Regions from separate parts of the Homo sapiens genome. Here regions 1 and 3 are each linked to region 2. Evidence: chromatin contacts called from ENCODE Hi-C or POLR2A ChIA-PET data. All regions are on one chromosome and are shown on one strand. Each heading gives the region's core, a stretch centred on a gene start or an enhancer-like site at or near the end of the contact. The rest is flanking DNA. Distances are from core to core; before and after follow the strand shown. Region 1 holds the start of RHOV (ras homolog family member V). Region 2 holds the start of CCDC32 (coiled-coil domain containing 32). Region 3 overlaps SRP14-DT (SRP14 divergent transcript).

What was found. Hi-C counts contacts between places; a loop is a spot of excess contacts on that map. ChIA-PET counts read pairs that join two places held with the same protein, here RNA polymerase II (POLR2A). Pooled maps may share reads with other maps.
Region 1: a map with no recorded cell type shows a loop between it and region 2 (2.7-fold over the local background). The contact joins the promoter of RHOV here to the promoter of CCDC32 in region 2. A Hi-C loop is called at or near these places in 1 of 37 single-sample maps with no recorded cell type and 2 of 50 pooled maps. POLR2A ChIA-PET finds 5 or more read pairs at or near these places in 8 of 52 experiments (GM10248, GM12878, H1 and 5 more).
Region 3: a loop to region 2 is called in a pooled map, with 2.6 times the contacts of the local background. The contact joins the enhancer-like site here to the promoter of CCDC32 in region 2. A Hi-C loop is called at or near these places in 5 of 37 single-sample maps with no recorded cell type and 5 of 50 pooled maps. POLR2A ChIA-PET finds 5 or more read pairs at or near these places in 1 of 52 experiments (OCI-LY7).

Annotation. Positions count from the first base shown.
Region 1 is chr15:40,872,797-40,875,496 of GRCh38, reverse strand. RHOV (ras homolog family member V) reads left to right here and starts at 1,263. Exons shown (of 3, transcript NM_133639.4): 1 at 1,263-1,565; 2 at 1,755-1,813; 3 at 1,996-2,700. The coding sequence starts at 1,358. The coding sequence ends at 2,439. It overlaps LOC124903475 (a long non-coding RNA gene), which reads right to left and starts at 1,755. Exons shown (of 2, transcript XR_007064600.1): 1 at 1,574-1,755; 2 at 909-1,187. RefSeq lists a silencer at 1,209-1,728.
Region 2 is chr15:40,563,764-40,566,463 of GRCh38, reverse strand. CCDC32 (coiled-coil domain containing 32) reads left to right here and starts at 1,422. Exons shown (of 4, transcript NM_001080792.4): 1 at 1,422-1,488. RefSeq lists enhancers at 200-494, 974-1,023.
Region 3 is chr15:40,062,433-40,065,132 of GRCh38, reverse strand. All of the region lies in intron 2 of SRP14-DT (SRP14 divergent transcript), which reads right to left. Among named protein-coding and RNA genes, the nearest start is that of SRP14-DT, 24 kb to the right of the region's middle. RefSeq lists enhancers at 307-416, 827-936, 1,783-2,618. Within about 2 kb of position 1,428, at least 12 of the 41 ENCODE cell types and tissues checked have a DNase peak (open chromatin) inside an H3K27ac peak, as active enhancers do; they include OCI-LY7, where a contact is called at or near this core.

The DNA of each region.
Region 1 (2,700 bases), core at 14-2,513, 310 kb before region 2:
CCCGCCTCAGCCTCCCAAAATGCTGGGATTACAGGTGTGAGCCACTGCGCCCAGCCTATTTTTTATTTATTTATTTATTTATTTTTGAGACAAAGTCTGGCTCTGTTGCCCAGGCTGGAGTGCAATGGCATGATCTCAGCTCACTGCAACCTCCACCTCCCAGGTTCAAGCCATCCTCCCACCTCAGCCTCCGAGTAGCTGGGATTACAGATGCACACCACCATGCTTGGCTACTTTTTTTGGGGGGTTTTTTGTTTTTGTTTTTTAAGAGAGAGTCTTGCTCTGTCACCCAGGCTGGAGTGGAGTGGCCCAATCTTGGCTCACTGCAACCTCCACCTGCCAGGTCCAAGTGATTCTCCTGCCTCAGCCTCCTGAGTAGCTAGGATTACTGGCACCCGCCACCACACCTGGCTAATTTTTTGTATTTTTAATAGAGACGGGGTTTCACCATGTTGGCCAGGCTGGTCTCGAACTCCTGACCTCAGGTGATCCACCCACCTCGGCCTCCCAAAGTGCTGGGATTACAGGCGTGAGCCACGGAGCCCAGCAACAGCAGGCTATTAATAGTTAAATTTTGGGGTAGTCAAAAGTTATATAGGGATTTTCGGCTGACTGCACAGGGTTTCTCGCCCATAATTCCCGCTTTGTTCAGGGGTCAACAGGTTTTTTGTTTGTTTGTTTGTTTTTAGGATCTGTCACACATGCTGAAGTGCAATGGCACTATTATAGCTCACTGTAACCTTGAACTCCTGGGGTCAAGTGATCCTCCTGGCTTAGCCTCCCAGAACGCTGGAATTACAGGCATGAGCCACTGCTCTCAGCCTCAATATTTAAAAAAGTAATTCTTTCATTAATAAAATTATCCCAACTTTTTAATACTCATGCAAACATATGCATAGAGTTGTTTCTTGTAAGTTGAACAAGGTTTAATTTGCACACTTGTTTAACCTGAACATACTGTATTATATGTTCTGCAACTTGCTTCTTCCTCCTAACAATAAATCATGGATGTCTATCTCTTCTTGGTATTCTCATTTGACGATTCTTTGTCCTTGTACCTGCGTGACTCTTGGAGCTCCAGCTTTCTGCCTGCCTTTCCTCCTCCCGGGGTTTTCCTCCTCCTCGCCTGGCCTCGCAGGGTGCCTGGCCGCGGGAGATCTTCGCCGATGGGTGGGGTCCGGGGCCGCCTGAAACATGTAGATGAGATGGGCGGGGCCCTACACAAACCCGCTGGTAGCGCTGGGCCGACTCGCCCAGCCTGGACCCATTCAGTCAGAGGCAGCCAGCGGGACCTGCTTCACCGAGCGCAGCGAAGCCGAGACCCGGGCTGGCCCCTCTGCTGCCCCCGGAGCGGGCCATGCCGCCGCGGGAGCTGAGCGAGGCCGAGCCGCCCCCGCTCCGGGCCCCGACCCCTCCCCCGCGGCGGCGTAGCGCGCCCCCAGAGCTGGGCATCAAGTGCGTGCTGGTGGGCGACGGCGCCGTGGGCAAGAGCAGCCTCATCGTCAGCTACACCTGCAATGGGTACCCCGCGCGCTACCGGCCCACTGCGCTGGACACCTTCTCTGGTACGTACGTTCAATCGCCCGTGCGGCCGCGTGGCTGCGGCGGGGCTGTGCACCGGGGAGCTGGGGCGGGCGTCTCGGCGGGAGGGCGCAGAGGACCCCGGGGAGGAGACTGGAGCAGGCCCCGAGGTGGCGCTGGTGCGGCCCAGGACGCTCTTCCTAACTCAGGCTCTCCCCGCCCCGCCCCTGCAGTGCAAGTCCTGGTGGATGGAGCTCCGGTGCGCATTGAGCTCTGGGACACAGCGGGACAGGTGAGAAGCTGGGCGCGGCCTCTACTGGTCTGCGGGGAGATGGGCTGGAGGCTGGGAGGACCCCATATGGAGCAAATGGAGAAAGCCTTGGGCTCTTGGAGTCTCAGGTTTCCAGCCCCGGGTGAGAAATGGATTCCATGTGTCGGGGGGCTAATCCTTACCACCTGGCCTTCCCACCCCAGGAGGATTTTGACCGACTTCGTTCCCTTTGCTACCCGGATACCGATGTCTTCCTGGCGTGCTTCAGCGTGGTGCAGCCCAGCTCCTTTCAAAACATCACAGAGAAATGGCTGCCCGAGATCCGCACGCACAACCCCCAGGCGCCTGTGCTGCTGGTGGGCACCCAGGCCGACCTGAGGGACGATGTCAACGTACTAATTCAGCTGGACCAGGGGGGCCGGGAGGGCCCCGTGCCCCAACCCCAGGCTCAGGGTCTGGCCGAGAAGATCCGAGCCTGCTGCTACCTTGAGTGCTCAGCCTTGACGCAGAAGAACTTGAAGGAAGTATTTGACTCGGCTATTCTCAGTGCCATTGAGCACAAAGCCCGGCTGGAGAAGAAACTGAATGCCAAAGGTGTGCGCACCCTCTCCCGCTGCCGCTGGAAGAAGTTCTTCTGCTTCGTTTGAGCAGCTATGGCTGCATAGCAAGTAGTAGGCAGGAGGCCAAAGACTTCTGAGACCTGGGGCACCCGGGCCTTTGCGGCAGCTACTGGCAGGGCCTGGCCACCTCATAGGACTCAGTTCCCTTCTGAACACTCGGGGGACATGGGCCTCTAACTGCCCACTCTGATATGCCTGGGTGAGCCTAGGAGGGAAGGCTCTGATTTGGATTTCTCCAGTCAAAGCTCACAGAAAAAAACCTGGCACTTTGATTTTCATGGGATGGTC
Region 2 (2,700 bases), core at 173-2,672:
TCAGGTGATCCACACCCCCTCAGCCTCCCAAAATTCTGGGATTACAGGCATGAGCCACCAAGCCCGGCCAGGAACTGAATTTTAAATTGTATTTTAGCTGGGCGCAGTGGCTCACATCTGTAATCCTAAAACTATGTTGTTTTTGTTGTTGTTGTTTTCTTTTTCTTTCTTTCTTTTTTTTTTTGAGACGGAGTCTTGCTCTGTCACCCAGGCTGGAGTGAGAACTATTTCCTCAGCCAAGTTACTTGGCTACTGATGGTTGGCTGATGTCTTTCATCACGTGTTTCTTGGGAGAGAGTAACTGGTGTTGATCCTGGAAGCTGGGGATGGGGAGGGGTCGATCTCAATGAACAAGCTGGTATCTATCCCCTGAAGGATATCAAAGGTCATCTCCTTTAACAACTACAACAACAAAGCATTCTGACACACACTTCTTATGACCACTCTCTCCTTTATGTACTCTGGCCACACTTCCATCATATACTCTATAATCCTCAACGCCCCCCTCCTTTTTTTTTTTTGAGACAGTCTTGCTCTGTTGCCCAGGTTGGAATGCAGTGGTGCGATCTTGTCTCACTGCAACCTCTGCCTTCCCGGTTCAAGCGATTCTCCTGCCTGAGCCTCCCGAATAGCTAGGATTCCAGGCATGTGCCACCATGCTCAGCTAATTTTTGTACTTTTAGTAGAGACAGAGTTTCACCATGTTTCACCCAGGCTGGTCTCGAACTCCTGACCTCAGGTGATCCACCTGCCTCGGCCTCCTAGAGTACTGGGATTACAGGCGTGAGTCACCGCGCCCGGCTGTCTATCACTGTTTACTGTTATTTGTAAACTTTTATGCCTCCATGGCGGACCCCCTTCCTACACTACTAAGCTGTAAGGATCTCCAGGACTTATATCAAGTCATATGTGTCTTAACTTCACGCTTAACACAATGCTTAGAACACAGCAGGTGCTTGGTATCTATTGACTAAATGAATGAAGGAAAGCTTCATAATTTGATGAATGAGACACGAGTCTCCTGGGAGAGTAAGGAAAGAAGCCGCCGAAGTGCTCTAATTTGGGTAACGAAGGGGTGAAATTTTTAGAAGACAAACACCGACAGAGAAAGTTGTGGAGGAGGTGAACTGGCTCCGGCGACTAGGAAAAGTCAAAAGTCTTGGAAACGACTTCCCTATCCAAGCAGGGACTGGAACCCTGGATCTGCAAGGAATCAACCTGGCCCTCGGGAGGGGAGGGGCAATGCTCAGGGCACGTGACTCCACCGTTTCCCGGCAACCAGAGCCCCGTCCACCGCTCGCCTCTTGCTGCTCCTCACTTCTTCACCACGCTGAGCTCCTCTCGACCAATCGACGCACAGAACATCGTCGGGTGGGAAGGTAGTTGGAGGACTCCTGGGCTCCGTCACTAGGGGACTCCGCCCCTCCCGATTTCCTCCGGGCTACAGGCGACAGAGCTGAGCCAAGCGTTTACTGGGCAGCTGTTACGGTAAGTGAGGAGGGGCTGGGGTGCCCAGCGTTTTGGATCTCCCACTCTGGCCCGGCCCCGGAATACCACATAGAGGCCTTGGGACCTGATTCATCCCGTCCAGACAGCCCTAGAGACCTGAGCGACTGAGGCCTGGGATCTGGACGCCGGAATTTCCTGCGTGGTTCTGGACGCCCTGCCCTGGGGTAAGGGGCCATGCGGGGCTCTGGTGTGAGCAAAGTTTTGGTTTTGGGTGGCTTTAGACGAATTCGGGTTGGGGGTTCACTGTAGCGCTAGACATCAGTTCACCCAGGACCGCCGTGTCATAGCTGTCCCTTTTACTTCCGGCCTTTACGCTGGCTGGGCTCTGTCTCCTGGCATTATTCAGACCTTGCCTCAGGCAGCCTTCCTGATTTCTAAGTCTCCTCTTGAAAGAAGGTGTCAGCCTGTCTCATATGCCTAGATAGTTATAAAAGCCTCCAGGCTCTTTGCGTAGCTTTTCCTACCTGCCCGTGCTTGGGCTGCTTTCGTTATATTTTCCAAACAAGCAGGATGGTATTTGATAAAAACATGGATTCTGGAGCAGCACAGATCTGGTTTTCCTGTCAAGGATTCCCCACATATCAGTAATGTGCCCTAGAGCAAGTTACCCTTCTGAACTTGTTTTTTCATCTGTAAAATGGTGAAAATACCTACCTTTCAGTGATTGTATTAAAATAAGAGCATGAGACATACGGCTGAACTGCATGCGCTGAGCACACAGCCCTTGCATTGTAACAGTACTCTCTGACAGACACTTTTTACCAAGCAGGATCTTCATGTATATGGAACTGTGGAAAGACCTTTAGTCTGTGTTCTGTTGAAAACAGAATTTAGGGGCCGGGCGCGGTGGCTCACGCCTGTAATCCCAGCACTTTGGGAGGCCGAGGCGGGCGGATCACAAGATCAGGAGATCGAGACCACCCTGGCTAAACGGTGAAACCCCGTCTTTACTAAAAAATGCAAAAAATTAGCCGGGCGTGGTGGCGAGTGCCTGTAGTCCCAGCTATTTGGGAGGCTGAGGCAGGAGAATGGCGTGAACCCGGGAGGCGGAGGTTGCAGTGAGCCAAGTTAGCGCCACTGCACTCCAGCCTGGGCGACAGAGCGAGACTCTGTCTCAAAAAAAAAAAAGAAAGAAAGAAAGAAAAAAAAACAGAATTTAATTGACTGGAGATAGAACTGTTGCATTTTGGA
Region 3 (2,700 bases), core at 179-2,678, 500 kb after region 2:
TTGTCTGATCTCATCTCCCACGACACACTCCCATAGTGCACCACGTGCCCTGCTCATGCTGTTCTCTCAGCCTTCTTCCTTTTCCCATCTCTGTGCCTCCCAAATTCCCTTCAAGGCCCAGGTGAAATTCCACCCTTTTCCTCCTCAAAGCCTTCCCTGAACTGTTTATGAGGCTGATTAACATTTACTGAGCATAGCATTTGTACTACAGTATTTGTGCTATTGGTGGGAGCGTGGTGAGGCTGCAAGATGAAACAGGCCCTTAGACTTTCAATGTGGGTGGTTCTAACTCCCTGTCCTAAATTTGGGCCTTCACAGCCAAGTATATGCATCGTCAGTGCACATCCCCCAGGTGAAGACAGGCTCTAGAACTCTGCACACTTCCTCTTCCCACCCCGCGACTTCTGGCAAGTACTGCCTTACGTATCTTTGTCCCCACTTTTTTCCTCACTAAAAGATACCCAAAAAGGATTCTTTGAAGGTTTCTTGCCTCAATGATCCAACATGAGAAGTGGTGAGACCAACCCTTACCAGCTGACAATGACTTAATCATCTTCAGAGATTCTCAAAAGAAGCTGGAATGTAAATAGCCGCTCAGCTGGTATTGTTCTCAAAGAAGACTTAGATGTAGACAGTTCTCACTCTTCATATGCGTCAGAAAATCCGCTTCCTCTGGGTGAGTTTCAGAAGGGGTAAATGTTGTTGCTCAAATTCCAAAGTGATGAAGATGTGTCAACAAGATGCTTCCTGTGGAATCTCTGGCCAGCTGCCTCTTCAGCCCTGTAGACCCCCTTCTGAGCCCGGGCCCTGCCTGGAGTTAGGCTGCCATTTCCTCTCCTGTTTGCACAGATGGGGCCTTGGGCAGTCAGCCTGAGGAACTGTCCCTGTGCTAATGCTGGGGGCGCAACCCAATGAGAAGAGGACTGGCTTTGAAGTTGGGCCTGGGTTCAAATCCTGATTCTGCTACAGTCAGCCAAGTGACCCTGGGCAAATAACTGAAGACTTCTGAGCCATTGCCATGTTTGTAAAATGGATGGTAATACCTGCATCACAAGATTGTTGAGGGACCTAAATGATAATAAATCTCTAATGTATGGTTTAGGGCTAAGAGCCTGGCCCTGCCACTTACAAGCTGTGGAGTGTCAGGCAAGTTACTTAGATGTTCTATGTGTCTGTCACCTCCTCCCTAAGGGTTGAAAATAGTACAGGCCAATTTCTAGGGCCATTGTGAGGATTACTGAATGCCTGACTCATGATGAATGTTCAGTGAATATTGGCCTCCAGCAACTGGGGTAAGCAAGGTAGTTATTATAATCCCCACCCAGAGGGCCAGGGAGAGTCGCACATTTGCTGTGGGTGAAGCCTGGATGAGAACCCTGCGTCCTAGTCCTGGGCTGCAAATCAAGCCTCTGGCCACAGCCTCCTTCTGGCTGGCTCCCTGGGCCCACTTCCAGGCCCATGGAGCTGCTGAATAGGGGACAGCCCATCCCAGGAGCCAGGCTGCTGGCTTCACTGCCTTCCAGAGGGCCTGGGAAGCCTCTTCATGCCAGTCTGTGGCTTTGTCACTTGCCCCTGATGGAGTCTGCCCTCTCTGTGGGCAGTTTCCTCTCCCTACTCATGGCTGATGTTCACTTCCACGCCCAAAGGAGTGTCATTCTGCCCACTTGGCTGCTCAGGATCAGAGTGGCATGGGACAGTGCATGGAGCATTTTGGAGCCAGGGAGGAGGAAGAGGGCAGGCCTTGGCTATGCCTCTCAGCGATGCTGACAGCAGGAGGGTGGTTAATACAAAGCCAGGGCTTAGCTACAAGTCGGGAGGGCTGAGGAGACAGGAGCTAGAAGAAGTCAGGGAAAGAAGGAGACAGAGGCCAGGATTTGCACAGCTAAGAGAGACCTCCTCTCCTCTCTATTTTATAGATAAGGAAAATCATGACCATTTTGCCCAATGTTACGTCATGGTTTGTAGGAAAGATTTGGATGAGAATCTAGTCTCCGGAGTGCCTGCTCGACTTTCCTTCCAATACCCAAAGCTGCCCTCTCCTCCCACCCCGAACACTCAGTGTCTGGCAAGGCCCCTCCAACGCCAATATCACTGCCTCACTGTGGTCCATGGCCCGTGGGCCCTGGCTGGAGGAGGAGCTGGCGTGAGCAGGGGTACCCACTTGCCCAAGAGAGACCTTCAGGAGAGCCCATCATGCCCTGTGGCCTTGTGTCCCTAGACACCTCCAGAAGCCTGACACTGTTGTTCATCCTTCACCCCCAAGACTTTCACCCCCATGTAGCTCTATTCCCCTAATCTGACACAATCCCCCAGATCCTTTCACTCTGCTCTCGGGAACTTATGGTTTGTCATCAGCAAAATCTCCCCATCCACTCGACTTTCCCTTTGAACATTCCTTTCACCATCCTGTTCTACTGCAAACCTGCCTGACCCCCACACACAGCTTCCTTGCAGCCACCTCCTGTCTTGGCTCTGTTTTCTTCTTCCACATCAGTATGCCTGGAGGCAGCGAGTTGTCCTCCCTGCTTTCATGGCCACCTGTAGGTTTCTCCCCCTTCCTCCTCAGCCTAAGTCTGCATCTCCTTTGCAGCTATGCCATCAGACCAGACCATCCACCATCCCTTCTAGTATTTACCATACTCTAGGCCACTCCTGCTCATTCACAGATTTTAGTACCTGGCCCACGGTCTTCCTCTCCAC